Regions from separate parts of the Mus musculus genome. Here all the other regions are linked to region 5. The links are chromatin loops, found by intact Hi-C in ENCODE. Cell type or tissue: heart. All regions are shown on one strand.

Region 1 (5,000 bases), 180 kb before region 5:
CCACAAAGGAGGATACCTCCTGGACTACGGTGGCCTGGAAAATCTGGTTCTAAATCCCTCCCCCTTTCCATGAGGGATGAACTTCAGCTACTTAACAAGGGGTAAAAAGATTACCTTATTATGGGATTTCCTCAGCACCCCACTGCCCAGCAACACTGACAACACTGAAATATTTCCCATGTTATTAAAACAGGGTCTCCAAGTCGGTTAAATAATCGCTCTAAACCTTCAAAAGAGCCAAGTCATGATTCATAAAATTTAACCAAGTTAAATTTACCTTGATTCGAGGCATAGTAACTGTGGGTGGCTTTGCCTCAGCCACAAAGCTATGAGATGCTCCTTTTTCTACCAGATACGTTGTGTAGGGCATATACTTCACACCTTTCGACCCAAACACAAAATCATCTCTTAATGCATCTATCAACACAATAACCACTTTACTGAAGAGAGGTGGTGGCAGCTTGGTCCAGTTCGAACGGACTCCTAAAAGTATTTAGAAAAGGGGAAATTAAATTTTAAACTCCATTCAGCACTCCATTGCCTTCAATGTCTTTTTCCTTTGTTCTTCTAGCACACATCAAATCTATTTCAACCTGAAAGAAGGCCCATTTTGGGTAGCCAGTGTTGTGTTAATTTTCTAAGAAACCAAACAAGACAACTGTGAAGGTTCCTTCAAGGGTTGTAACCAGCCTGCAGGTGACTACCAAGAAGGGCATCTCCTGGCTAGGCTGGACAGTATGTTAACAATGAGTAGGTATCCCAGGAATGTGTAGTGCACTACTCTTAGCAAGGTGAAGAGTCCAGGACAGGGCCACTTCTACCTAAGAGACATACAGTTGGAAACTGTGCCTCCCTGAGCTTGCCCTAAAGCCTAGTCTTGCAGGCAGTGAACCTATGGGTTTACATGTCCAGTGGCTGTGATTATATGGACCTGTTTCACTGCAGCGGAGTGGGTATCAGGTGTTTATTTCTGTGTTGGTGAGGCTACTAGGGTGCTAATGCAGAGAGGCCCTAAGCACTGAGGGCCGGGAGGTCTTCTGGGGGAGAGTTGTAGAAAACTGGAGGAGATCTGAAGAAACATCACCTGTTATGCCCTATGGGTCCAAAACTGGAAACCTAAATTGGTAGTGATTGAAAGGATTATTAGGAAAAGGGGTACGAATCACTGAACAGCGGCAAACAAGACGCAAAGTCGGAGTTACTCTGGGAATCCTCTGATTATCACATAGGTCGACATGGGGCGGGAGGCTGCGAATGCCTCGAAGGTGTATGATACACAAACAACACTAAAACAATACAAATTGTTTCCGTGGTGGGGCAGAATGAAAGCGGGAACCACCGAGATGGGGGCGGGGGGCTATACCTGCTACGGGTTCGGGCGCTGGGGTCTCTGCATCGTGCTCTGGTCTAGCAGAGGAACGAACAGGAGCTGGGAAGAATCCCCGAATAAATATCGCGACCCCGATCACCTCAATCGCTACGCAGCTGGCAGCGAAGGCCCCGGAGCCCAGCCGCATTCTGCCCTGCCGCTGGGCCGGTCGGCCCGAAACTTAGTGTAACAGCGGGCGTTGCAAACCCGCACCCAGAGCCCACACCCGGACTGTCAAGAGCTCCCTCCCAGCCTGCCTCGCCAGCCCCAGCGCACAGGAAGTACGTCAGAGTGGCGAGTGCCCGCGGTCGCTCCCTGACGACGTTCCCCGCGGACCGGCCCCGGGGTGATTCTCCCGGGAGTCCCTGCCTCCTCCCGAACCCAAAGGTCCACGGAATCCCCGGCTGATCCATTCGGGAGCCTCGCTTCCGGTGCCACCGAGAGTCCCCGCACCTGCCCCGCCATCTCAGGATTCCAAGTTTGTGCGCCTTGAGCCAGGCGCATCTAGCGCTGCCCAGTGTCGGTGCAGTATTTAGCTGCTGGTGTTTCTGGTGTATTATTAGTCCTACTCACTTCCTCCTGGTGTTATGGCCCCAGTTTTCTGACAGGACGACTCTGACAGACTCGGGTCTGGGGCAAGCCTGCAGATTAAGCGATCCTGATGCGATTGGCAATCAGTGAGTGTGCTCCCCTTCTTTGGAAAGCTGTCCTCTGGAAGGAACCTCTAAACCGTAGGGGGCCACGTGTTTGGTAGGCAAGGTCTTTCCGCTCTAGATGCGGGAATTTTCCCGGGCTCATGCAATGAGACAGAAGCCGGTCTTTGAACAGAGTCCACCCCAGCCTTGTCTTCCTTTGTGCACACTCATTCTCCTTGCGGACCTTGCTTCTGTAAGTCAAAAGACCCAAACCCCTTCTCACGAACTCTGTTTTTCTAGGAAGCCAAGAACAAGATAGAGGTTTTGCTGCTGTTAAGTTGTATGAATTCCTTAATATCTTGGATAGCAACCTTTATATTTGATTTGTAAGCTAAATTTTCATCTAGTTCATGTTTTTTTTTTTTCAGTTTACCATAATCACACGTACTTTTTTTTTTTTTTGGTGGTAATTCTCTGTGAATTTGGTGTTATATGTTTAAGGGGGAAAAAAAGCATCAGTTTTGGTGAAGTTTCTTCTCACCTTTTTCTTATAGGAGTTTTATAGCTTCAGATATTAAATTTTAGTGGTTAACCCATTTTTACTTGATATTTCTGTATGTATAAAGGAAGGGTCCAGTTCCATTCTTCTGCATGTTTACCCAACATGAGTGGTGTTAAAAATATTATGTCATGGATCTCTGTGACTTCCAGGCAAGTTCCAGGACAGCAGCTACATAGAGAAACCCTGTCTGGGGGAGGGGGGAAGGGAATAAAAATAAACAAACAAATAAATTGTGTGTGTGTGTGTGTAGCCTTTGAATTTATCAGTGATTAGTTAATGACATAGTTTATTAATTAGGTGTTTTTATGACAATACCACACTGTCTTATTAAATCAAAATATCAGTAAGACAGTACCACAGGAATATACATGCATGTGCACATAAAATATCAGTAAAGTACATGTAGCAAGTCCTGACAAATGAACGTAGAAATAGGAAATAGAAGAACACTGTTTAGACACTTTAATATCCTAGTGTTGATAATGGACAGAACAACTAAGCAGAAGAGAAAAACAAAACAAAACACAGAAGACACGAACTCTATTGTCCCGCTAGACTACCAACTGCAGTGTGTACATTATTCCTCATTTCACATAAACATGAACTTCTATGAACAAAAGTTCCTGAAAGAATACCACCTTACACTTAACTTCCTACAAGAATGATTAACCAATTAAAACTTCAGACTATATAGTTTGAAGTGTTACATGTTGTCTTAGGGTTTCTATTGCTGTTATAAAACACCATGACCAAAACATCTTTGGGAGCAAAAGGCTTATTTGGCTTAAATATCCTGGGTCACAGTTTGTCTTAGTCAATGTTCTATTGCTGTGAAGAGACACCATGACCACAACTCTTATAAAAGGAAAACATTTAATTGGGGTTGCCTTACATTCAGAGGTTTAGTCCACTATCCTCTTCTCAGATCCTTGACTCTAGCTTGTGTCAAGTTGAGGAAAAAACAAAAACAAAGCCCAACCAGGATAATTGACCCTTGACAACTTGGTATGCAAATAAATTATTCAACTCTGTTCCTTTATTTTTTTTATCCCTAAGATCTCATATAATACTAATAATATATGACATAAGTAACTTTAAAACTCAGGGGTTTTATTTATTTTTAAGATTTATTTTATGTATGTGAATGCACTGTCACTCTCTTCAGACAGATCAGAAGAGGGTATCAGTTGTGAGCCACCATGTGGTTGCTGGGAATTGAACTCAGGACCTCTGGAAGAGCAATCAGTGCTCTTAACTACAGCCATCTCTCCAGTCCCAAACTCATGCAGTTTTAACGTTCCATCTCTTAAAATATATTCAAAGTCTCTCAACTGTGCACTCCTGTAAAATCAAAATTAAGTTATATACTTTCTTACTCCAAGAGGAAAGAATCAGGAAACAGTCATAATAAAATGAGAAGAAACCCTAAGTCCGAAAGTACAACTCAAAAACTTGACTTCATACTCTTCTGAGCTCCAAAAGGCTCCATTTCTCTAGTTCTGCCATTCATAGCACACAGCATGTATGGCAGACTCAGGCTGGCTCTGCTCTCTCTCTCTCTCTCTCTCTCTCTCTCTCTCTCTCTCTCTCTCTCTCTGTGTGTGTGTGTGTGTGTGTTTGTGTGTGTGTGTGTGTATGTGTCTGTCTGTCTGTCTGTCTCTTATCTCTCTCTCTCACCTCCATCATCCTTCCCTGAACCAGGGATTCTATGGTTCTCTGGTCCATCTGGAAACAGCTCTCAGAAGGGAAGCCCGCACAGGGCAGGAACTCTGGATCCCAGGTCTCACCTGCTAATGCCAGTGGCAAGGGCAGCAGTAGCTACAGGGCCAACAAGGGTGTGAGCCCAGCCTGCCAAGCAGGCCTAAGGTTCAGCGATGGTCTCTTCAGGAAGGAAAATTCTTCCCCAGAGTGTTACAATACAGTAAAACAGCCACTCAGACTGTTCTTAGTGAAATAACTTATGCCCTTTACTTAATGTGTATAGGGACTTTATAAACATTGAGGAGTAGGGTGGGATCCAGGGGAAGATGCTTACCATTGGCTCAGCTTGAAGTGGTAGTGATGCTCTATTAGCACGGGGAGAGCTTCAGGTGTTTTCCTTACTTGACTGATTGATGCATTCTCAGTGGGGTTACTCGTTCTAGAGCAGGTTTTAGCAGGGATCTCATCCCATGCCTGCAGTACTCAATTCTGAGTTTCATGGGGTTTGGGCTTGCTCAACTTTATCAGTCCTTCTGTCTGGTGGCACAATCCATTTGACCCACACTCCCCCTTCTTGGGTTTTTAAGACAGGGTTTCACTGTGTCCTAACTGTCCTGCAGTTGACTTTGTAGACCAGGCTGTCCTCAAACTCACCGTGATTCACCTGTCTCCGCCTCTTGAATGCTGGGATTAAAGGCATTTGCCACTACCACTTGGCTGGTATCTCTTATAT
Region 2 (5,000 bases), 140 kb before region 5:
AAAAAAAGAAAAACACATTGGCTTCCATTTTTCTTACCACTCAGCAAACCAAACAAGAAGGAAAAAAAAAAAAAAAACCCAGTTTTTTTTGTTTGTTTGTTTTGTTTTTCAAGACAGAGTTACTCTGTATAGCCCTGGCTATCCTGGAACTCACTCTGTAGGCCAGGCTGGCCTCGAACTCAGAAATCCACCTGCCTCTGCCTCCCGAGTGCTGGGATTAAAGGCATGCGCCACCACGCCCAGCTCTAAAAATACCAGTTTTAAGAATTAAGTATGTCGGCTGGAAATATAGCTCTGCAGTGCAGTGCTTACCTAGCACACATAAGTTCAGCACATACACACAAAAGAATCAAATAAGCAACAGGGAACGGTGGTTATATGTCCATAATCCCAGTATTCAAGATACTGCAGGAAGAGACTCTTAAGTTTAAGGCCAGGCTAGGCAACACAGTAGGATCCTATTATCATCTTGCCTTTCCTAACCCTAAAAAAAAAAATTGCTTTTTTTTCTTAGTTATCTACTATGTACTGAAATGGCAGAGTATATGTGTATATAATATGACTATTTATATACATACACACACACACACCATCATGGCTCCACTACCTACTGGGATTGACTTCTGCCATGCTAAGTACTCAGCCTTGAGAGACACCCTCATCACAGCAGGATGTATTTTTAATCTACCATCAGCAGAGGATAAAGGCTCAAAATTAATCAATTGATCTTCTTGTCAATATTGACGGTGTAAAATGGATATGCTCCATACGAATACATGTGCTCTCTATTTGACATTAACAAGAAAGTAAAATTATTTAACACTTAACTTTATAAAAAGGCAATGGTAGAGAACTACCTGCCGAGTATGATTAAATTTGTTCCTTTTAACTTTAAATAAAAGTAATCAAGAAATTGTTCGCATTTCCAATAGATTATTATAAAACAGAAGTGACTGTCTCAAACTGAATGCAACCTTCTCCTAAGAGTTCATGAAAAACCACAGAAAGTACTTCCCAAAATTTGCCAAGAGCACTTTTGTCTCCTTTTCCTGTAACCATCAAAGTCTCCTAGTCTTTTCCAGCATAAGGAAGAAACTGTCGAAACTTTTAGATGTGCTTTTCAATAAAAGATAAATGTATAAACACATCCAAAGGGGACCAGCAGGCGAGAAGGACCGGCAACAGAATGCTGACTAGCGTGTGTCAGGCCCTACGTTCAAGCCCCAGGACTGTCGTTCCCGCCCTGCCCCAGTCATCTTTTACAAATAATCTTCAAAGAACAATCAATAGTTGGAGGGAGTCAAAAAGAAAAAAATGTGGTGCTCGCTTTGGTTACCTGGTGATGACTGTTCCACCTTCTTAGCGATTTTAAAGCAAAAATATACTTCCTTTTTGAAAAGCAATTAACTTTACAACACTTAACACACTCATGTCAATATTTTTTTTTAACTCAATGCTAGGACCCTTGTGCAAGATTGCTAGATGATACACCACTGACCTCCGTCACCAGCCCAAGGGTTTTTCCTACCCCTGTGTTCAAAAATGAATCTTTTCCTCGATACAGGTGAGGGAGAGGTACTCTCTGACTCAACTCATGCTCGAAGTTCTAAAATTTAACTTTCCAAGAGAGAACTTTGAGTTTCCTTTCTCAGTTGTTATTATCCACGTTTAGCTGTGGGCAGTCAATTCTTGTTGTTTTAAGACCTGATTGGAAACTGTACTAGTGAGGGGTTGCGGATGTCTGTTGACCCTAATGTCTGCACTCCTTATTTGCACTAGCCGGATGAAAACAATGTCAGAAGAATGCTACATAGGTGTTTTCTTAAGGTACAAGCTGTCTCTATGCCGTTTTGACTTTTCATTAACTGTGCTTACTAGTGAAGTGGAATGAAGGCTCTGTGACGCCAAGTGGTTACTCTATTAGCTTGACTGTTCCCCTGATCCTTCATCGAAACCAAATCCCACACAAATCGCTTACCTTGTATAACATGCTCTGGTGAAATTGTCTTCTTTTCTGACTTGTTACAAATCTCGTTGGCTTCAGAAGATATAAGGTGAATGAATTCCGTGCAGCAGTTCACTACCAGCTCTCGGGCATCGTTGGCCACCCGGACATTAGGAAGAGTCTCTTTGATCATCTTATTTATAGCAGCTCTGGGGATAGTGAGATCATCGTCGTTGCCAGACGAGGAAGCCATCGTATCTTCCTGTCTTTCAAGCCCCAACTTTTAAACTCCTCGCCTCTGGTCCACCACTCCACGAAGATTTCTCAACAGGCTGTCCCTGGAGAGGGATGTTGGGGTCCGGGAAGCTCAGAGAAGAGAGTGCAGAAACCAGGAAGGAGGGCTGGAGGGCAGGGAACACCCACTGTGTGAGAGATTTTAGTGGGAATATGAAGGAAAGGTCAGGGGGCTGAGGGTTCTAGGGACACCACTCCCAGGGCTGGAGAACCACCCTGCGTGTCGCCTCAAACGGACTGGCGCTGTCGTCTAACCGAACCTAAACGGCACGGGAGCGCACGCAAGACAGAGGAATACCCGCCCGGCCGCGGTCCCGGGCGGACACTGAGCAGGGTCAGCTCTACAGAGCCGGAGCCCCCGAGGACGCCGCCACCAGCAGCGGTTGCAGCCGCCTCGGCCAAACCATCCTTCAGGCACCCGCGCCGCCGCCTCACAACATGTCTGCCGAAGCCGCAGCTGAGCGCACGCCGGCTGCCTGGGAAACCAAGTGGACCGGGCCGAACACTGCGGGAGCCGCAGCGGCCAAGCGTGTGGCCGAGAGCAGGCTGTGCGAGCAGGAGCGGCGCTAACGGTGGTCTCTCTACGGGCCGGGGAAGGAGGTTTGCCGCAAGCTGATCCCGGCACGCTTTGCGCCACCGGAAGTCGAACTCCCCAGGTCCCACCCGCCCTCCTCGATGGATTTCCGTGTGCACGCCCCGCCCCTACCCCCTCCCGGACGGGCGGGAGCCGCGGGGCTTGGCAGCCCGCAGCTTCCGCCTGCCGCTCCCCCACGCACGGCGACCCGGCGTCTCCTCCGTCGGGCCCTGGAGCTCGCTTGCTCTGCGGGCAGAAGGGCCCGCGGAGGGCCACGTGGCAGGGGAGCCCTGGTCCTTACTAAAGAACTTCCTTTTCCTATCTCCTTAGCTGTCGGGATTAGGGCGCGGAGTGAAAAGAGCAGAGTGGGGAGGACAGGCCTTTACAACTACTTCACAGCATTCAGATCAGAGCTCCCTGTTCTCATTTGTGAGAAAGAAATGAAGCCTTCAAAGAAGTGGCTGTCCTCGGTACCACAAGTGGCTAAGTCAGGAAACTGGTAGTCTGATCTAAAGTAATGAAAATGTTTGGCATACCATGAGCTATGGCCCTCTGCATACTTGCTTTTGAAAGGAAGACAAGAAAAAAAAAAGGTTTATCTTATGAGAGTCCGATATCTGCTTCGTTCCAAGTGATTACTAATAACTAGTGCCACGTTCATCACAGAAATCACTTTTTTTTTTTTTTAAGATAAGCTCAGCTGGGCGACAGTGGCTCACGCCTTTAATCCCAGCACTTAGGACACGACACTCAGGCAGGCAAATCAAGTTCCAGGACAGCCAGGGCAATACAGAAAAAACCTGTCTCAACACACGCAAATCCTCACATACTGTCACATTAATTAATAGTGGAAAGTTGTAACTTTTGAAAGGACTAAGCCAGTTAAATCTACGTGCACAGTTTAGTTCATCGTGTTCTTTGTTGATAGACTGGCAGCTGGACTGTGGCAATGCTTTAAGATGTCTGGTTTCCAGGAGACTATCATTGTCAACCATCCCCTCCTACCCACCTTACTAGATGCAGCTTCAGCACTGAGCTAGAACACCAGCCTTGAGTTAATTTTTTCATTCAACATTTTCTCCAAAATGCTTGCTGGGAACTAAATATTCTTCATTATATCAGTGCTAGTAAGTTCAATCTTTGATTATAAAGAACAAGTTTCTTCTTCAAAATAAGTAAATTTTGGTTCAGATGTATAAAGACCTAGATAAAATATTAAAATCTAGATGGAATGTTAAGTCCTAGGTAACTGTTACCTGGTTAGCCTGCCATTTTGTGCTATTACTATATTATAAGCAAACTTTCTCATATGGGAGTCATGTCTACAGAGTGCTTCTGAGTTCTCCCAAGCCACTGTCTAAATTGTTTATACCTGCAACCCCAGCTTTTCTTTATTTTATTTTATTTTATTTTATTTTTGCTTTTTGAGACATGGTTTCTCTGTGTACCCCTGGCTGTCCCGGAACTCTATAAACCAGGCTGGCCTCAAACTCAGAGAGACTTGCCTGCCTCTGCCTCCCAAGTGCTGGGATTAAAGGTCTTGGCCACTGCAAATGAGTTCAACTCCAGGTTTGAAGTACAGTATTTTTAACTTTAAAAGTTCACAAGATTTTAAAGATGAAAAAGAAGTATAAAAACATAAAGGAAAATGTCAGTAAAGACTTTACACATTTAAAGGACTATTGTAAATGAAGTCACATGGGAAAATGGTACAGAGAAATATTTCTGGAAAATCAAACTAGTAGGAGTCAGAAATGGTGGCACCCAGCTGCAATGCCTGCATTGGGGAAGATAAGGAAAGAGGATTGATAACTCAAAGATGGACTCTGGACAGCATAGTACAGCTGCAAACTGTAAGGACATAAATGAAAGAGGTGATATCACTTTGTTAAAAGGTCAAAAAGAAATGATATGTGTCAACAAGAAGCTAATGGGGCAGAATGGGGAAGGAAGGCTTTTCATGTAGTGGTAAAGACTAAAGAAGCAAATGGCAAAACAGCTTGAGAGAGAGGCAAGGGCAGTGAAAAGCTGTAAAAACCTGAAGACACACGTTCAGTGGAAAAGCAACAGCAGAGCAATTGAAAACATATTTTTAAAGGTAAGGCCCAGCATGATGGTACAGGCCTTTAATCCTAGCACTTGGGAGGCAGAGGCAGGTAGATCTCTATGGGTTTAAAAGTTCAAAGC
Region 3 (5,000 bases), 150 kb after region 5:
TGCCCTCTTTTGGCTTTTATAAGCAATCACACAAATATGGCAGACATACACATATAAATAATAAAATCTTAAAAAAAAAAAAAAAAAGGGCTGGTGAGATGGCTCAGCAGGTAAGAGCACCCGACTGCTCTTCCGAAGGTCCGGAGTTCAAATCTGAGCAACCACATGGTGGCTCACAACCATCCGTAACGAGATCTGACTCCCTCTTCTGAAGTGTCTGAAGACAGCTACAGTGTACTTACATATAATAAGTAATAAATAAATCTTTAAAAAAACAAAAAACAAAAAAACAACTAAAGGAAACCGGTAGGATCCGTCCTTTCCTCCTTCTTCCTTCCCTCCCTTTGTCTGTCTTTGTCTTAAGTAGCTCCGGTTGGCCAAGTGCTGGAATTACAGGCATGAGTCACCATGCCCAGCTCATATTTACTTTTACTTTAGAAATTACTGAAGTCATTTAATTAAAAGTGAAAGTCAGTGGCTCATGCACTTCTTTGCGAGTAACAAAATATTATCCAGGTTAAAGACCTGTTTCCAGAAACTGAAAGCACTAGAAACATAAAGTACGGCATAGCAAGGGAAAAAAATGAAGTAGGACCTGCATCTCCCTGCATTGAAGTCACTCAGATCAATAGCTGTACTCCTCCCAGGGTGGCCCCTTCTCCCTTATTTGGCCATCAGTGTCAACAGAAGAAAGCAACGCCTTGAGGTGTATAGCCTTAACTGAGCTGCTCTGCTATATCCTAGAAGGTCTCCTGCCTTCACTGTATTTATCCGGCATTTATTTATTTAATTATGTATTTAACGTGTGAATCATGATTCTGTGGTAGAGGCAAGAAAACTCTGAGGCTGTTTTGCAAACAATGCAAACTTCAAAAAGTCGAAATGGTAAAAAAGAAAGAAAAAGAAATAAAAGAAAAAAATTGCATTAAATTTAAGGTACGCAAAGAGGCGAAGTGTCTGGAAGGCCACGCAGAACTGAGCGGGAAGGAGTCCCTTCCTCCCCTAGATAGCGGTGGTCGCGTCTCCGGAGAGCCTCCTTTCCCTGGAGAGGATCTATGAGTTAGTTGGTCGCCTAGGATGCAGCTCTAAGCATCCACAGAATTTCCGTGCAATCCGCTCGCACAGGTCCAGAGCGCGGACGGCGGGACTCCGCGCGTGAAGCCGCAAGCCTCACAGTGAAGTGGGCGCTCCACGGAGCCCACGTTTTGCGCACCCCCGTGCTGCTCGCACCCGCCTCGGCCGTACCCCTCCCCCGTCCGCGCCTCCCCTTTAAGCACGGAGGCGCAGGCGGATTTGTGTCGGCGGACGCGAGGCTCGACTCCCCTTTATGGCGGAGCCCCGCGCCCGCGCCTTGACGACCGCCGCGGCTGGCGGTGGGGGTGGGGTTCTGCGCGCGGAGCCGGCCTCCGCTACCCGCCGCCCTCGCCGCAGCGCGGCCCCGGGGAGCGCGCGCCGGGGGCGGGCCGTGGGCGGGCCGGCGGGGCAGGGGCGGGGAGGCCGGCGGGCGGCCGCGCTCGGGTCCGCCTCCGACTGCGGCGCGGCGGGGCGATGTGAGTGCCATGGCGAGGAGTCTCTGCGCGGGGGCCTGGCTGAGGAAACCCCATTACCTCCAGGTAGGCCGGCCGCGGCCCCGCCACGCGCCCTCCGCTCCGCGCCACGCGGGACTCAGCGCCCCGTCCTCCCTCCGTGCGCGCCCCGCCGCCTCCTGCGGACCGGCACCTGGCGGCGCGCCCTCCCAGCCCTGGTCCCGCTCCTCGGGCGCCGCCCCAGCCCTGAGCCCCTCTGAGTCCCGGCCCCGGACGCGCCGCGGTCCCTCCTCTGCGTGCTCTCCCGCTTTCCCCAAGGGCCCCCCCTCGACCTGCCATTCCTGACTCTGTGTCTGGGGTAGGAAAGGGTGGTGTGTCATTCCTCCATGCTCCACAGAATCGTGACCGATTGTCATACCAGTGGTTCCCCAAGTCCCAGCCAGTAGCTGTGCCTCGTGCAGATCCCCTGGGTTTGGTGTTCTCATCACATCTCTGGTTTAAATGGGAGGGAGGAGTAGGCAAGCTCGATCGAGGCGATGCTTTTGCAAAAAGGGGATGGTGACCGTTGTACGGCTCTTCACTCAGCCCGCCAGCAGTGCGAACGCAATTCACAGTCACGTCGTGTGTACTGTTGCCGTGTTAATTTTTCATGATTTTCTGTTCCGCTGTCAGTAGGCTTTAGAACCCTCCTGCTGCTTTGGTGCACTGTTTGGTCACCAGGGGGACCTAGTAGACGTCGTGAGTAGCTGAGCACAAATCCATAGCTCGGATGGAAAAACAACTACAAATCAATGCCTCACACATTGGCAGTATTGTTATATGTCTCTAGAGGACACTGCTTACATTAAAAGGCCTGACGACATGGGACGTGTATTTAGGTCAGTTGTTGGTGTGCTTCTTATGAGTATGGAAAAAAAAGAAAAAGTTGAGGAGAAACCGTTACTGTCCAAATAAATCTTATATTTTAATTTGAAATTTGCAAGTGTAAGTCATTACATCGAAACGAGAGAAACCCAGATTGAGAGACTGACTTGACAACTCATGGTTTTAAGGGTGTAAAACTGAATGTTTGTAGCAGCGCCACCAGAAATAGTTGTGCCTTGAGTACCAGTATTAGAACCTAGTCTAGCATTCCACCCCTCCAGGTTAAAGTATTTGGGCATGTTTAAAATCTTTGAACTTAAACTACTTAGCTTTCTATTATTAATTTTTGGAGTTGGTAGAGCTTTAGGCTTTAGTTTTGGCTTTAAATGTTTTCCACAGATGTGAATGCAATCTTTGGCGCTATAACTGTACAAAGGTTTTCTGATGTGGTTAAGGTTAGAAATTAAGAGTTCTGGATTCAATCCCCGACACCACGCAAACAAAATTAGTTTTACAAATAGTTATGCTTACATTAATGACAAACACTTAGTGTGTTTCTTACTTTTCTGAATTTGCATCGTTATCAATGATGAAATTAGGGTAAGCTTGCTAGTGGGCTAATATTAAGATTATTAATTTTTAAAAATGTTTAAACTATTTAAATACCAGCACTTGGGAATCAGGCCTCTGAGTTTGAGGCCAGCATAGTCTACATAACAAGTTCGAGATTAGTGACGACTACATAGAGAAATTTTGTCTCAAAAAAATTTAAAGGTAAACTTAAGATTTAAAGGACAAGTTCTCATGTGACACAGATTGACTTAGAACTCTCGAGGTAGCTAAGGATAACCTTGAATTTCTGATCCTCTTGCTTTTAAGAGCTTGTGATTGCAAGGGTATGAATGAATGGCACAGTTGAGAGTCCAGTGTTTTCCCCAGGAGCTTCCTCCCATCGAAATCTCCAAATAGGCCAGGGAGTCCCAGGAATCCCCCTGTCTCCACTTAGTCAGGTCTGAGATTGCAAGGATGTGCAAATCTGGACGCCAAGTGCTTGGAGAGCAAGACCTTTACAGACTGAGCTAACTCTGTAGCCGCCTCCTCTTCCTCTTCCTCCTCCTCCTCCCCCTCCTCCTCTTCCTCCTCCTCCTCCTCCTTCTTCTTCTTCATAGATCATGCTTAGCATTAACTTAGTATTAGCTAAATTTGATTTGTCATGGAGAGGGTTTCTTGTGCACTGTCTTTTGGCAAAAGAAAATAAAAAAACTTTAACAGCCTGTGTATGTTAGAACACACACACACACACACACACACACACACACACACACACACTTTTTGAGACCAAGTCCCAGTCTTGCACAGGCTGGCCTTGAATTCCCAATCTTCCTGTTTCTGATCTTCCTGTTTCTACCTCCCTAGTGCAGGGTTTACAAGTGTGCCCAGTATACAGTGCTTCAGGGAAACTAGTTCTTACACTTTGTTTTGAGGGAATACAGATACCCGTTTTGAGGGGGTTTTGTTTTTACTTTTGTGTTCTTTTGAGATAAGGTCTTGCTATGTATTGTGCTGGCTGGCTTGTACTGGATATGTATATAGGTTAACCTCAGACTCATGGTGGACCCTCTGTCATAGCCTCTCAAGTGCTGGGATAACAGGCATGCCCAGCCACACCTGCAGATACCTGATGTCAATAATATTTCTGATAAGGTACATTTGTGTTGTTGGTTTTTCGTGACAGGGTTTTTCTGTAGCTCTGGCTGTCCTGGAACTCACTTTGTAGACCAGGCTGGCATTGAACTCAGAAGTCCACCTGCTTCTGCCTCCCAAGTGCTGGGACTAAAGCACGCGTCACCTCGCCCTCCAGGTACATTTTAAGTTACAGTGAGGCTGTAACCATTCAACAGGTATGGGAGATGCTCTTACCTTGTGGGTAGGGAAACAGCAAGGTAGATTTATTTCCAAGAGGAGGGGAAGATAAATGGCCTGGAAAGTTTTTGAAACCAGTTTTATATCCTTGGCAGTTGTTCTTGTTTGTCTCAACTGGGTGGGGCCAAAGGTCACTTATGTCCTTATTTAGCCCTTAGAGAGTTTAAGTTTCTTTTTCCCTATTTTTTCCTTAGTATTTTTTTCTCTAAATTTTTTTCATACAATATATTTTGATCATATTCCCACCCCACCCCCAGCTTCTCTCGACCTCTCTGTCCACCCAACTTAACGTTCTCTCTCTTTCAAAAAGCCCTCACAAAAACAAAGATTAAAACAAACAAAAATAAGACAAAAAAGCCAAAACAAACTAAACAAGCAAAACAAAATGAAGACATTTTTTATTTTATGTGTATGAATGTTTTGCCTGCCTGTGTATGTGTGACATGTTTATGTGCATGCTGCCTGTGGCGGATAGGAGAGCACACCATATCCACTGAAACTGGAGTTAACATGTGGTTGTGAGCCACTATGAGGATGCTGGGAACTGAACCTGGGTCTTTTTTTCAAGAGCAGTGAGTCCTTATAACCCAGGAGCTATGTCTACCCCCTCCCCCATAATTTAGAGGGGGAAACTTAATAATTTGACTTGCTTGTCAAGGACCTTTCCTCACAGAATTCCCATCAACC
Region 4 (5,000 bases), 67 kb after region 5:
CTCATTGCTCAAAAATCAAACTGCATACTCTACATGAGCTCTGAACATGTCTATTGTTCAACAACGGTATTTTTAATATTTAAGACCACATATGACACAAAGTCCCCAATATATACTTTTTGAACAAATAAGGAAAAAAAATTCGCCAGGCAATTTTTCAATCCCAGCACTTGGGAGGCAGAGGCAGGTGGATTACTGAGTTCAAGGCCAGCCTGGTCTATACAAAGTGAGTTCCAGGACAGCCAGGGCTATACAGAGAAACCCTGTCTCCAAAAATAAATAAATAAGTAAGTAAATAAATAAATAAATAAATAAGAAAAGGAGAAAACAAAAGGAAAAGAAATCTCCACAGTACACATTTAAATATAGTTGCATACCCAATGATAGTTGCTGATGTGAACTCAAGTAAAGTAATAACAGCCGAGCATGGTAGTGATCTCCATCAGCATTCAGTGTGCAGGTGCAGACAGATCTGTCTTTTCAAGCCAGTCTGGAATACAAAGTGAGTTCCAGGCTGGCCAGAGTTATATAACGAGACCCTGCTTCAAAACTTAAAAAGGAAAAACAAAAAAACAAAAAACAAAAATCCTCCACTTAAAGCATTGTCCAGGGGGCTGGAGAGATGGCTCAGTGGTTAAGAGTGCCGATTGCTCTTCCAGAGGTCCTGAGTTCAATTCCCAGCAACCACATGGTGGCTCACAACCATCTGTAATGGGATCTGATGCCCTCTTCTGATGTGTCTGAAGACAGCAATAGTGTGCTTATATACATTAAATAAAAAAATAAACATTTAAAGTATTATCCAGCATCCTAAAAAGAATCAGTTTTTTTACCCACAATTCTCTCCCAAAAAAGAAATTCCCAAAAGAAAAATTAAAACATAAAGGCTGAAAACAGTCTGCAGAAGTTCCTATGAAGATTACATGGAATCTATTTGAAGGAGAAAGTACTTGCTGCTAGAGAAAACGGAGTCAACCAACCACTAACATATTTCTAGCTCTACTTTGATCTCATGAGGTACTTTTCTATGTCAATTACAGGCTTGTCTGGGTTTTCAAATTCTAACTACTGTTGCATGGTAATATCTTCAACCAAAGTTAAAGGTTTTAAAGAATAAAACAGCATTCCATACCCCTTTTCCTATTGTTCACAATCTCTCGTACCACTCAATAAATCCATCTCTGCCAAAGAAAAAATTAACCACCAAGGACTGCAGATTGTAAATCACAGTTAAGAGTTCTGGCACTATGGAAATGTGTTAAGAAATCCTGGAAAATTTTGGTTAAACCCCTTAGTGCCGTAAGTAACTAAGTTGTAATGATGAATACAAATTATCAGGGCAAGAAATTTTAATTGAACGGAAGAAATGCCTCCAAATAAAAGCTATCTCTTCCCCGTATCAATTCACCTATCACTTCTTCTCTTTAAGCTTCCAGGGCTTGCTTTCCAGGGTATTTTCCTCATCCTCGTACGCTAGCTATCTAGCCCACCACTAGATTCCCCTACCACAATTCCACACAATTCCAGCACCCTCTGGTTCCAAACTGCTACTTTCCTTAGCACCCCTTAAAGTGCCAGTCAGCCCCTCTACTAGGCTCCCCGCATTCTGACGGCTCCTCCCCTCGGTTCCCCACCCCCTCATCACCAGGTTCATCCTGCCCCTCCAACCGTCTCCCGCCCCCAGGTTCCTTCCTGCCCTCCAAACACAGCTTCCCTGTCTCAACGTTTTATCTAATTCCACCAACTGACTCCCGAGCGGGGCGCCCCGCTCCTTCCCCCAGTCCCTATTTTTACCAACATCTCACTGACTACCCCTCCCGATCCATTCTTTCAACATATGCATCAATGCAAAAACACCCCCACACAGGACTCCCTTGCCCAAAGCGGAGCCTCCATCTTTCCCCTTTCTTTTGCTTCCTTTCTTTCGTCTCTCCTCATCCCAACCTCCTCCCAAAGAGTCGGTTCCCAGGCCAAGGTCTCTCACCTCATTCGGTCACTTAAGTGGTGCCAACCGCTTCATACAGGAAAATAGAAGCAATCTCGTTCCCGTGGGCGCTCCCCCGCGAGTCCGGGCACTCCCTGGGCACCCGCCCCAGCGGGAGCCCTGCGCACACGCACACACACACCGAGTTCCTTGGGGACGAGGGTTAGGAAGGAGAATGTGCGTGCTCACACCGGCCTCAAACACAGACCACTTCGCAACAGCCCTTCGCCATTTTGGTTTCCCGCGGACTAGCGGTGCATTCTGGGAGCGCGGAGCTACTCCGGGGCCGAATGGCAGCTCTCCAGAGCCGCAGAGGGGCGGGGCCTGCGCGGCGAGCGCGGAGGAACACCGCGCCCTGCGTCCCGGACCAGCGCTGAACAAAGAGGGACTCTTTAACGTCGCGGTGGAATTAAGTCCTCTTGCTGCCGGTGCAGACACAATAGTGAGCGCAGCGCTTCCCGACGCTGATGCTTGCCTTACTAGGTCTTTTAAAAAGAGAGATCGTGTCCAGTCTTTCGTGCGGTCTTTTTTAATGCCCTCAGAAATAGGATATTGCTCAGTACATCTTGATGGGGTGATTTCCTTTCTGAAGAAAGGAAATTATTAACTGGAAAAAATACTTTTCTTTTACCTTCACCTAGAGGCCTGCTGTTATAATCCCCTTAAGTGGGGAGGAGACCCTGGATGGCAAATTTCGTTCAATGAATACTATCCAAATCCAAACTTATCTGGAATCTGTAATGGGAGATTTTCACTTTTTTTTCCTCTGACGATGAACGAGATTTTTTTTTCCCTGTTTACCTGCTTTGTGACCTTTCCTAATTGTAGTGAAATTTGAGCATACCCTCCTGCAAAGCAGTTGATTGAAGGAACACACAACTTTCATACTATTGCAGGCTTTTATATGAGGCCCAGCTGATAAATGGAATGCATGCTTATATCTTTGACTTATATTTGAATGCAACCCAGCACTTATAGAAACACCTGTAATACGTTTCTATTTTGTGAAAATATTTTCAGAGTCATATACTTTTTATCACAGATTATGTCACAGAGGCAGTACTGAATTTTCTCTCTGAAGAAATACCTCTTATGATCTAAATTCCTTTCACTCATATTTCAAGAGTTCCCTTTAAGCTGGGCGGTGGTGGCGCACGCCTTTGATCCTAGCACTTGAGAGGCAGAGGCAGGCAGATTTCTGAATTCAAGGCCAGCCTGGTCTACAGAGTGAGTTCCAGGACAGCCAGGGCTATACAGAGAAACCCTGTCTCGAAAAACAAAACAAAACAAAACAAAAAAGAGTTCCCTTTACCTAGGTTCTGAAAAATCTGGCAAATAGGCATATTCATATTATACTACATTTTTTTTTCTTTTTTGAAGACAGAGTCTATCTATTATATAGCTCTGGTTGTCCTGGAACTCATTGTGTAGACCAGGCTTGCCTCAAGCTCACAGAGATCTTCCTGTCTCTGCCTCCTCAGTACTGGGATTAAAAGGCCTGAGCCACCATGGCTAGCTTTGTATTATACAGTATATTTTATTCAGTACATTATATCAATCTGTGTCTCTCCCTCTTTCTCTCTCTCTCTGTCTCTCTCTCTCTCTCATGTGTCTCTGTATCTGACTCTCTCACACACACACTGTCTCTCTCTGTCTCTCACACACACACACTCTCTCTGTCTCTCTCACACACACACACTCTCTCTGTCTCTGTCTCTCTCTCTCTCTCACACACACACACACACTCTCTCTCTCTGTCTCTGTCTCTCTGTCTCTGTCTCTCTCTCTCTCACACACACACACACACACACACACACTCTCTTGTCTCTGTCTCTCTCTCTCTCTCACACACACACACACACACACTCTGTCTCTGTCTCTGTCTCTCTCTCTCTCTCTCTCTCTCTCTCTCACACACACACACACACACACACACACAGTAGTTAAGAGCTCTTGAGTACCTGTGTTCAATTCCCAGCACCCACATGACAGATCACAGTGTCTTTAGCTCTAATTCTAAGAGGCAAAACAGCATAGTACATAAAATAAAAATAGGTAAGTCTTTTAAAAGAGGTTGGAGAGATGGCTCAGTGGTTAAGAGCACTGACTGCTCTTCCAGAGGTCCTGAGTTCAATTCCCAGCAACCACACAATGGGTCATAAACTGTAATGGGATCCGATGCCCTCTTCTGGTGTGTCTGAAGAGAAGGACTCTCTTATACATATACATAAAATAAGTAAATATAAATCTTGAAAACAAACTATACATCAGGTGGGTGCCATAATTTAAAACTCGATACAAGGAAACATAATCTGCTTTACACTTTCTGACCTAAACTTTGGCACCTTTGGTCACAAAAAGTGATCTAATACTTTGTAAATTAAAGAACTCTAAGACACCTTTTTTCTGTTTGTTTGTTTGTTTGTTTGTTTGTTTGTTTGTTTGTTGAGATGGGTATAGCTCTGGCTGTCCTGGAACTCACTCTGTAGACCAGGCTGACCTCAGGCTCAGAGATCCTCCTGACTCTGCCTCCCAAGTGCTGGGATCAAAGGCGTGCGCCACCACCTGTGCTTGACACCTCTTTAATTTTTTTCCTATGTAGACATGAGTGATTGGTTTTGTACCACAGTACATGGACTGAGTTGCATATTTTACATACCCAAACAGACCTGGCCTGCAGATTCTCCCAGCATCCCTCAGTCCCTGTCATTCTCTCCCCCAACCCTGAACTTTTCAGCACAGGGGCTGCTGGGCTGCCCTTCCCCCAGAGGCTCTTCCTTATAAAAGTCAGACATTTTGGTCTCTCTCTCTCTCTCTCTCTCTCTCTCTCTCTCTCTCTCTGTACCTCCTCTTCTCTTTCTCAAGAGCACCCTTTTTCTCTTTTTTCCCCCACCCCCATGGTGACATCCTTGGCCTCCTTCTTTAGGGCCAGTGAACTCACTCTCTGGAGAGCAGTTTCCCAATAAACCTGCCTAATCTGACTTGAATTGGCTCATTTCACCAGTAGCAGCAGATG
Region 5 (5,000 bases):
TTCCTTAACAAAAAATAGAAAGAAACTTCTTGGAGTTAGCCTGAAGATTTTATGGTATAAATTAAAATAATCTCACAGCAATAAAATTGAAAAACCTGTGCTTGGCACCAAGACTGAGAACCGAGGGTGCTCCTCAGGACCAACAGATCAGGGTAGAGGAGAGGCTCCCACAGGTTGTCCATTGCCTTCCACAGTCATGACACTCATCACACACAGACACACACAAATGAATGGATGCAATTTTTTCGTAGAAGATGAATTTGCTCAAAGTCACACAATTTTAGAGGATCAATCTGAGATTTGAATCAAGGTATAGTTTTCTAATTAACTTCAATATGAGATGTTAAAACTTAACTTTAGAAGCCCTGGATATCTGATGTTACAACAATCTTCTGTCGGGCGTGGTGGCCCATGCCTTTAATCCCAGCACTCAGGAGGCAGAGGCAAGTGGATTTCTGAGTTCGAGGCCAGCCTGGTCTACAGAGTGAGTTCCAGGACAGCCAGGGGTATACAGAGAAACCCTGTCTCAAAAAAGAACAAAACAAAACAAAACAAAACAAAAATCTTCCATAAATTCTTAAAAGCTATTATTACCAGGTAAGTTATCTCCTCCCATTCACAGTGGTTGTAAAATTTAACAACACTCGCGAGTCATAATCACAGATCAAAATGACATGTAGAGAGTGGATATGGTTACCATTCCTTTAATCCTAGCACTTGGGAAGTAGAGGCAAGTGGGTCTCTGTGAGCGCAAAGCCAACCTGGCCTGTATAGTATGACATGGTCTCAAAAAAATACAAAACAAAACAAAAATGACAGTTAGCAGTTCAACTCATAGAACTACATGCAGTGAACTGTTTGCTGCACCAACCTGTGAGCATGAAACTAAGTTTCTTGGCCATAAAAGAAAGATCATGGGGCTGGTGAGATGGCTCAGCAGGTAAGAGCACCTGACTGCTCTTCCAAAGGTCCAGAGTTCAAATCACAGCAACCACATGGTGGCTCACAACCATCCGTAACGAGATCTGACTCCCTCTTCTGGAATGTCAGAAGACAGCTACAGTGTACTTACATATAATAAATAATAAATAAATCTTAAAAAAAAAAAAAAGAAAAAAAAAAGAAAGATCATGATGGGCTGGAGAGATGGCTCTGGGTTTAAAGGCATTGCTCTTTCAAAGGGTTGCCACTGATATTCTCAGCCCCCACATGGTAGCTTACAATGGTCTGTAACTCGAGTTTCAGAGGATCCCAAACACCCACAGACACAGAGTAAAATTAATATTCTTGAAATCACAGTAAAGGATGCTTTATTATTGTAATTACTAAAATAAAAACTAAAAAGTTTTAGAATTTCCACTCCTACTATAGAACTTTCTGCATAATCTTACAATTTCACTTCTCTCTCATATTCCATTTAATTTTTTTTTCACTGTAGCACCTCTTTCATTGCCTTTCTTAAAATTTGGGTTACAGATATTATTAATTCCCACCTATTATGTTCAAGAGTGTAATGCACTTAGGAAAACTCAATTATTTTGAACGGATAAATGAATAAACTGCCTTCTCCCTCCCTCACTCAGGTAAAAACGGTCCTGGTACATTAATTTCCCACGCAAAATTTCTCAGGAGTAGGGTGGATTGGAAAAAAAAACAAAAACAAAAAAACACCTCGCACCTTATTGGAAAAAGTTGAGGCCTAAAATTAAACGAGATATTTTGTAGATGTAAATGTTTCTACCCTTTTCTACCCTGTTTCTGGTTTTCTTTTTAACAAATTTGCTTCTGCATAAGCTGGAAGACTTCCCCAGTCAGTGGCTCAGGAATCCATGCTACTTCACATCTATGCAACATCTCTAGCTTCGTACAGAATAATGGAGGAGAGAAAAGAAGAAACTTGAGACTAGAAAATGCTGATCAGTACTGTAGGACACCATTTAAGTCAGGCTTTTACGTTCAGCAACTTGTGCATTTTCACGTAAGAATTTTCTAGCCGTTCAGAATTGGATACGTCTGGTATTTAAACATCCTCATTTTCCTACGTTTACCTGTAGTATGTGTACGTAGAAAGGCTTATCATCTTACCTATAGGGCGGCCCTGACAACCGTATCTTCAAGTCTAGTGAAAAATGAGTTCTCACACACGCACACTCATCGAGCGAAGGACAAGCACTTTACACTCTATAAAATCCTGTGACAGGACTTTCCGCTTGAGAAAGAGTACATGGTTTTATACAGTATTTTATTTCAAGAAAGAGGTCCTCCATCTGCCTGTAGGGAGTAGAGCAAAGTCTGGCAGCCTCCTTTCCGATTCTGCCTCAAATAAAAGAAAACGCCTCACAAGCAGGCCAGGCGCAGGTCGACTGTCCCAAGAGAAAACAAACCCCTCGGGAAAGCCCTTTTCCAGCCAGGAGGCGTTTGCTCACCACCCAGATCGCAGGCGGGGTTAGCGTCCCCAGACCACGGCGCACCGCGAGCCTCCTCTGCGCTCGGAAGCCTGGGACACTCTCGCAGCCCACGACATGGAAGCCTCTGACTCTCGATGAGGAGAACCAGCGAACCTCCGAGGCGCCGAGTTCGAACCGCCGCGGCAGCCGTTGGGACCCGCCTCCCGGGCCCCGACCCCGCCCACCACGCGGGGCTCTGCGAACGGGAGCGGGGCGCAGGGCATGCCGGGAAATGAGTCTGGAAGCGCGGATGAGCGGCGTGCCGTGGTCACCTCGGACTACATTTCCCGTCGTTACCCCCGCCAACGTTGATTGGCGTGTGTGAGGGAAGCCGAAACCGACAAGTCTGGTGTGAAGGAAGGATGCGAAACCCAGAAGGCAGCCGAAAGGGGACGCTGGCCCCGCCCTCGCCCGGCCCAGTGGAAGGCAGTGCTTCCACCTTCCAAGAGAGTGAGGCTCGCCGCTGCCTGAAGTTCCCTCAGATCGGGATTTCAAATCGGAGACACCAGTATCCCGCACCTCCCTACACGCGTCCAGGCAGAGATCGACAGGGATGGGCGGCAGGATGTGGCTGCCATTCCCCGTGCTGCTCCTGTCCGCTCTGCCCGCAGCGTTGCTGCGCGGGGCGGCCGGCTTCACACCCTCTTTGGACAGTGATTTTACCTTCACGCTGCCGGCCGGCCGGAAGGAGTGTTTCTACCAGCCCATGCCCCTGAAGGCATCGTTGGAGATCGAATACCAAGTAAGTGCGGAAGTGGGCTAGCCTTCCTTGGGCCGGGCCGCACCACATGGTCGCCTCTCACCTACTTGGAAAAGGTGGGACAGCGACCGAGGTGAATCCGAGGAGGGTCTCCTGGGAAACTGGCCTGCTTGGCGCAGGCGTACTTAAGCGGGGCTCCTGGGAGCCTGGAACTCACAAGTTTGGCCAGTCCTAAAATTGACACCTACCCTCTCTCTTCCCTTTCCTCTGGTCGGAAAGAGGCCAGCACTGGTGACGTCAATGGCGTTACTCTTTGTTTCTTAATTCCCCCAAGCCATTTCAAGCTAGTTTACATACCCTACAGTTCTGAGAAGTTCGCTGTAAGGGGTTGATACACGTTCTTCTTTATTATTGGACGAAGTGATAACACTTGTTTGACTCACTCTCACCACTTTCACCAAATCCCGATATTATAAAATCGGCACGATGTTTTGAATTGTGGCTGGGCAGTGGTGGCACACGCCTCTAACCCCAGCATTCCCGTGGCAGAGGCAAGTGGATCTCTGAACAGTCAAGGCTGCATAGTGAAACCCAGTCTTGGGAGTATTGAATTGTGTCCATGCGAAGATCTCTAAGTCAGATTTTGAAATGTGTTGAAATGGACTGTTGCTGTATTTAGTGGTACATTGTCATCCCGGGTGTACATCCATCACTTTGAAATCAAATAAGATAATAGTGTATGACCTTTCTTCCATTGAACTTTGTCAGCTTTCTTCCCGTGTCATTGTTTTCTTTTTAGTATCAGCAGAATACGCTTATTATTAAATCTTTTTTTAATTCTTATGTAAAACTTTTATATGTGGAGCCTTTGGGATTATTTATAGATGTTTACAGTAATTACAGGAAGTATCTAAAGTCATAATATACAAAAATCTCAGCACAACTAAGGTTACAGCTTAATATTTCTTGATTTCCACTTGTGAACAAAAGTTTAGCATTTACTGAACAATTAATGTATGCAAGGAATTGTTCCAGGAGGAGGAACAAACTGAGAAAAACCTGGTTCTCAGGAGTTTGGGGGTTCATAGGCAGGCTTTGTTTGGGCTTGATGGGTTTGGTAGGCTGTGGTTGGATGGATGGTTGGTTGCTCTGGTTTTTGTGACAAGGTTTCAACTATGTATCCAATGGCATTGAATTCAGTATTTAGCCCAGGCTAGCCTCCGATCTCACAGGAGTCCTTCTCTAAGTCGTGTCCTCCCCCCCCACCCAGGACTGGTATTACAGCATGAACCATCACATCCTACAGGCAATTTGAATAAAGCATGATTTTTGGTTTTCAGAGAATAGGATTGTTGGAGAAAATAAAAATAAATCTGAAAATGAGTTAAGAATGCAAGGAATGAGGCCAGTTTTAGAAAAGGGAAGAATTGACTAGACATTGTGATTGTAGGATGTATAGTTTAAGTGTTCCGAGGCATACTATAAGTACTGGGGTTTTATTAGCTTTGAAGACTGTCAGGTCTTAGGGTAGGAGTAGCAAAGGAAGAAAATAGACCACACATCGAGGCAACGCAGAAGGGACCATAAATGTGTTTTGTGATGAATACCTTTTCCCTTATTTTTTGCAAGGCCATGTAAGATTAAGCAGATAGGTAGGTAGACTGTGAAAGGCAGATTTAAAGGAAGTAAAACTAGGCACAGGGAAACCAGCTATGGGTTTAGTGAAAGAATCTAGGTAAGAAAAGAAATTTTATTCATCAGAACTTTCCTTGCAAGCAAGCATGGTACTGTATGCTGATAATTCTAAATACTCAGGAGGCTAAGAGAGGAAGATGACAAGGTAAGGCTAGCCT
Region 6 (5,000 bases), 230 kb after region 5:
TAGGACCCCATCTCAAAAAAGGGCACCTTTAATCCTAGCCCTGGGGAGGTAGAGGCAGGCAGAGCTTTAAATTCAAGGCCAGCCTGGTCTACAGGCAACAGCCAAGGTTAACTAAATAAAGATCCACCACCACCAAAGTCAGGTCTCACTTACTTAAAAGTATCTTTTGAGCTAAATTTAACCAAGTCTTAGACACTTCATCCTTAATTATCAGAACACCAGACAACCCCACCTTCAGTTAACAAAGTCACAAAAGGCAAGTGCACCTATCTCCTGACCAGCAAATTTTTATTGTAAAAGCCCTGAATACAGGGACTGCCATTTTTAAAGGGCTTTCAAAGTGGAAGACATTTTTGTGTATTTTAAAACCTATTTCAAACAGTAAATAGAAATAGCTTGTCATGCTGGGATGACAGATGAGCAACCCTGCCTGGCAACAAGAGTCCTACCACCCTATTACCAGCCTTTTTAAATCAGTAAAATGGCACACAAGCCCATAAAGTAAGCACCAGGAGTTAATGCGTGACAGATGAAGGTAATTGGAAGACTATTCATATCAACAGATTTCCCAGTCCTCCTCTCAAATTCCATAATGGAAATTAAGCAAAGCCAGGATTTCCAAACCTTCCCCCCACCCCCACCCCCCCCACCCGCCACTGAAATCTACTAACACAAGAAAATAGTCTCTCCCAAAAGTTAGAGTTGATGCGTCTGACCACACTACTCAAGTCTAGGACATAACTCACCTGGCAGATGATATCTCTGTTAGTTACACGAACTATCATCCTATATTTGGGTGTGTTGTACTTATTCTTGTCCTGGATCACCAATCGTTTTCGAGCATAGTAGTCAGTTTTACCCTCTGCAAGGGGAAAAAAAAATTTAACCAGGGAAGGTTCCACCTTGAAACAGTCTTCAGAAACTAAAACAGAAAAAGTTCATACCTCGCCGCCTTCGAAATCTCACTTGGTATCTTTTAAAGTAGGCCTTATTCTTGACAACTTTCACAAACCCCTTTAAAGGAAAAAAAAAATTATCAGGGCTTTGCTAATTGTTTCGTCCCATGACTTTTTTCTTTTGATACAGGCCAACTATGTAGCCCAACATGACCTAGCATTTGGTAGTTTCTGAGCGCCGAATTAATAGGCAAGAACCACCTGGGTTTTGGTCTGTATTTTTTTATTTAACTATGTAACAAAATCATGCCCAAGTTTCAAAAGCAAATTATTACAAGTGTCAACTTCTATAGCATGTTTCTAAGCTGACCGGAAACAAGAATCGCTGTTGTGCAGTGCTCAACCTTTAATAAGGTTAGTTCCTCATGCTGTGGTGACCCTTCCCCAAACCATAAATCTCGTTGCTGCTTCGTTAATTTAATCTTGTAGTTATTCATCGTTAATACAAATATCTGACAGATGGGTTAAGAACCAGATGGAGAACTGCTGTTGCACTGGTTCTCTTCGCCAAACACACCTAACTAAGCCTCAGAAAACACGTAAAGATGGCTGGGCGGAATAGGGCACCGACCCAAGTCGCTCCATCCACAACTGCAGGCTCCTTACTACAACTTGCAGGTACAAAGACATTTTCGTACTGCCTTTAAACAATCTTTCAATTCCTGTACCACTGATCGATCCCTACGCCAAACCGCCGGGATGTATCACCTACACCGGAGCCAATCTGTGCCGACAACTGCACACCTCACCGAGAAAGTTCAACCACTCGGCGCTCACTTCCTCCCTGCCTAAACCGGGCTCAAATGGCAGAGTACGATCTACAATTACTCCTCGCAAATGAAGAGCTGCACCCCACCTCTCAAGTCCGATCTCAGCAAATCTCTGAAAACAGGGCCAGACTCTGGCCAGGAAGAGCCAGGGGCCGCCACATCCCTTCCGGGACGCAGCAGCGCCACGGCCTCCACTGACAGACACTCCCGGCTTCAGGGCTCTGTGCGAGGCCGAGGGATTCGGGCTTCCGTGGCACGGCCTCCTGACGACCCCGGAGACAACTGCGGCTGGCAGCCGGACTCGGAAGCCTCGTCCCGAGCACCCTCCGCCGCGGCCCCTCCCCCGGCTGGCACCCGGCAGCCATTAGGCCACGCTGGAACGGCGGGCGCAGAGCCGGGAATCGAATGCCATCTGCCCCCCGGGTCGCACGAGCCGACCCCGAGCGGGCATCCGCGAGAGGAGGGGGCACCCCGGTGCACGCACGGGCCTGAGACCCAGATGCCCACTCACCATCCTGCGGAATAGAGACCCGCAACCGCGGCTCCACGCAGACCTGCAGAGTCGGCCGCGCTAAGGGGGAAAAAGACCGGAGTCACGTACGCATGCGCAGTATGTAGCACCACCAGCACGCAAGCGACGTGAGAAAGAGTGGCTGTAGGCCTCAAGATGCGCGGGCTATCGCCCCCTGCCGGTAGGAGGATGAATGTCATCTTCCTCCTCTCAACGAGCATGGAGGATGGGCGATGAGAAAGGGAAATAGAGGCTTTTTGCGAGGACTTTTTTTTTTTTTTTTTTGGGGGGGGGGTGGTTTTTCGAGATAGGGTTTCTCTGTGTGACCCTGGCTGTCCTGGAACTCACTCTGTAGACCAGGCTGGTCTCGAACTCAGAAATCAGCCTGCCTCTGCCTCCCAAGTGCTGGGATTAAAGGCGTGTGCCACCACTACCGGGCAGGAGGACATTTTTAAAAACACGCTCGGCATGCACGCACACACACCACACTTATATAATTATTTTTCTAAGCAGGAGGGGGTAAAAATTAAGTTAAATACATGAATTTGCCTATGCTGAAATCTTGCCTTCTCCATGACTTGACTCACTTCTGGAATATATATTTCGGAATTCCCAGCACACAGGGCCGCCGGGAAGCTCAGCCTCAGAGCCTCAAGTTTGAGTTAGAAGAGACTCTTCTGCCTTTGCATAGCATCTTGACATCTGCTTCAAGCATACTTTTCATTCTCCAGCACTTCTCAGAGTGCTGACCTCCAGTCAATTCTTAGTTACCTGTTACATGGTGAAAACAAAACAAAACCCACTGCACTCTCCTGTTGCCTTTATGCTTCCATTGTCCCCAGAATTCCTGACATTATGAGCGCCGCCTCCTCCATCACTCTTAGTCCCCTTCCTCAAGAAGTTTCTTTTTAGGACTGGGTGTGCAGCTAAGAATTGCAGCCTCAGTACTTAGAAGGGAGAGGAAAAAGAATCAGAAAGTGCAAGGCTAGCCTAGGCTACCTAGTGAATTGGAAGCCAGCCTGGGCTGCCTGAAGGAAAAGAAATGCATACAAACAATTATTTAAACACGTGAAAGAACAGTTATAAGGCTGAGAGCTTTAGAAAGTCTAAAAAAAGTCTGAGAGCCGGGCAGTGGTGGTGCACGACCTGGGAGGCAGAGGCAGGCAGATTTGAGTTTGATGCCAGCCTGGTCTACAAAGTGAGTTCCAGGTCAGCCAGGGCTACACAGAGAAATCCTGTCTCGGAAAACCAAAGTCAATGAGAATGCAATTTGAAAATTGCTTCCCTAGCCGGGCGTGGTGGCGCACGCCTTTAATCCCAGCGCTCGGGAGGCAGAGGCAGGTGGATTTCTGAGTTTAAGGCTAGCCTGGTCTACAGAGTGAGTTCCAGGACAGCCAGGGCTACACAGAGAAACTCTGTCTCAAAAAACAAAACGAAACAAAAAAAAAAAAAAAAAAAAAGAAAAGAAAAGAAAGAAAGAAAAGAAAAAACAAAACAAAGTTGCTTCCCCAAATTCTGTGTACCCAATTATTTTTAGCAATAGCATTTTATGACACTGGTGCTCAGATTTTGGAGGGGCAGTGGGACTCCTTAAAAATATTTGTATTTTTATGGATAGCTCAGCAGGTAAAAGTGATTGCTATACAAACCTGATGTACTGACGTCAGACCCCCGGAACCCTTATGGAAAGCCAGGAATGGAGTATGTACCTGTAATCCCAGCATTCCTGTGGTGAGATTCCAGGTTGAAGCCGAATCCCCTAGAAGTGTGTGGGTCAGCAGCAGCAATCAATAGAAAATGTCCTACAGCTGGATCTCATGTAGGCATTTTTCTCAGTGGAGGCCACCTCCTCTCTAATGATTCAGATCTTGGAGTTTCCCAGCTCCCACAAGGCAGCTCACAACTTTCTGAAACCCCAAAATCTAACACTCACACAGACACACATCTAGGCAGAACACCAAATAAAATAACACATTAAATAAACAGACAAACAAATGATAAAATGCTCATAATAAAATAATAAATAAAACACACATCAAATAAAAATAAATACTTTTTAAAAAAAAGTGTGCTCAGTTATTGTACTAGCTGGTTTTCTGTTTCAACTTGACACAAGTTAGAGTCATCAGAGAGGAGTTGAGAAAATGCCCCCATGAGGTCCAGCTGTAGGGCATTTTCTTGGTTGGTTGTTGATGGAGTAGGGCTCAGCTCATCCTGGGTGGTTCTATCCCTGAGCTGTGGTCCTGGGCTCTAAAAAAAAAAAGCAGCAGAGCAAGCCAGTAAGGAGTACCTCTTCATGGCCTCTGCATCAGCCTCTGTCTCCAAGTTCCTATCCTGACTTCCTTTGTGGAAGTGTAAGCTGAATAAACCCTTTCCTCCCCAAATGGCCTTTTGGTCATGATATTTCATCACAGCAATAGAAACCCTAAGTATGACAACTAGCATGCCTCCCCCAACCCCCGCCATTGGTTCTGATCATAATTATTTTATTTAGAAAGAAAAAAATTGTTTTGGTTACAGGAAATAAAAAATTCAAGCTCTTACAAATCCAGTACAGAAGTTTAAAAATCACTAATGACAGCAGGTAGAGATCATTAGACACACAACACTGACTCCTAGTCAGCTTTGGCTCTTCTTGCTCTTTAGTTCTCCAAGAAAAAGCCTCGGGCGATTCTTCTTTACCAGAATAATCTTCTCCATTGCTAAGTAAAACAAGAGTATTTGTTTACAACGGTGGTTCTCAACCTTCCTAATGTTGTGACT

Evidence for each region. A loop is a pair of places that touch in the nucleus more often than their neighbours do. Peaks named below come from ENCODE experiments on the same cell type or tissue, not always from the same donor. Only the 100,000 strongest peaks of a DNase experiment are listed, where the experiment ranks them.
Region 1: it touches region 5 in a loop (2.7-fold over the local background); 7 of 42 quality-filtered maps call a loop at or near these places.
Region 2: a loop joins it to region 5, with 7 times the contacts of the local background. A loop is called at or near these places in 11 of 42 quality-filtered maps.
Region 3: a loop joins it to region 5, with 6 times the contacts of the local background. A loop is called at or near these places in 2 of 42 quality-filtered maps.
Region 4: a loop joins it to region 5, with 5 times the contacts of the local background. A loop is called at or near these places in 7 of 42 quality-filtered maps.
Region 6: it touches region 5 in a loop (4-fold over the local background); 6 of 42 quality-filtered maps call a loop at or near these places.

Annotation. Positions count from the first base shown.
Region 1 is chr5:108,309,442-108,314,441 of GRCm38, reverse strand. Pigg (phosphatidylinositol glycan anchor biosynthesis, class G) reads right to left here and starts at 1,629. Exons shown (of 13, transcript NM_001310689.2): 1 at 1,364-1,629; 2 at 278-483. The coding sequence starts at 1,517. In heart, a CTCF peak has its summit at 1,875; a DNase peak (open chromatin) is centred at 1,671; H3K4me3 peaks cover 2,229 bases; H3K27ac peaks cover 1,575 bases.
Region 2 is chr5:108,266,788-108,271,787 of GRCm38, reverse strand. Dr1 (down-regulator of transcription 1) reads right to left here and starts at 2,891. Exons shown (of 3, transcript NM_026106.4): 1 at 1,979-2,891. The coding sequence starts at 2,198. In heart, no CTCF peak of the experiment used is centred here; DNase peaks (open chromatin) are centred at 2,327 and 2,947; H3K4me3 peaks cover 3,746 bases; H3K27ac peaks cover 2,115 bases.
Region 3 is chr5:107,983,562-107,988,561 of GRCm38, reverse strand. It overlaps Dipk1a (divergent protein kinase domain 1A), which reads left to right and starts at 1,485. Exons shown (of 5, transcript NM_026062.4): 1 at 1,485-1,613. The coding sequence starts at 1,560. In heart, a CTCF peak has its summit at 2,231 (motif pointing right); a DNase peak (open chromatin) is centred at 1,521; H3K4me3 peaks cover 2,352 bases; H3K27ac peaks cover 2,033 bases.
Region 4 is chr5:108,062,950-108,067,949 of GRCm38, reverse strand. Mtf2 (metal response element binding transcription factor 2) reads right to left here and starts at 2,276. Exons shown (of 15, transcript NM_013827.3): 1 at 1,985-2,276. The coding sequence starts at 1,989. In heart, a CTCF peak has its summit at 2,255; DNase peaks (open chromatin) are centred at 1,719 and 2,279; H3K4me3 peaks cover 2,279 bases; H3K27ac peaks cover 1,947 bases.
Region 5 is chr5:108,130,425-108,135,424 of GRCm38, reverse strand. It overlaps Tmed5 (transmembrane p24 trafficking protein 5), which reads left to right and starts at 2,805. Exons shown (of 4, transcript NM_028876.3): 1 at 2,805-3,189. The coding sequence starts at 3,001. It overlaps Ccdc18 (coiled-coil domain containing 18), which reads right to left and starts at 2,511. Exons shown (of 29, transcript NM_028481.1): 1 at 2,427-2,511; 2 at 1-3. In heart, a CTCF peak has its summit at 2,852; DNase peaks (open chromatin) are centred at 2,764 and 3,344; H3K4me3 peaks cover 2,852 bases; H3K27ac peaks cover 2,091 bases.
Region 6 is chr5:107,897,884-107,902,883 of GRCm38, reverse strand. It overlaps Rpl5 (ribosomal protein L5), which reads right to left and starts at 2,356. Exons shown (of 8, transcript NM_016980.2): 1 at 2,238-2,356; 2 at 945-1,014; 3 at 747-862. The coding sequence starts at 2,240. In heart, a CTCF peak has its summit at 2,400 (motif pointing left); a DNase peak (open chromatin) is centred at 2,343; H3K4me3 peaks cover 2,712 bases; H3K27ac peaks cover 1,500 bases.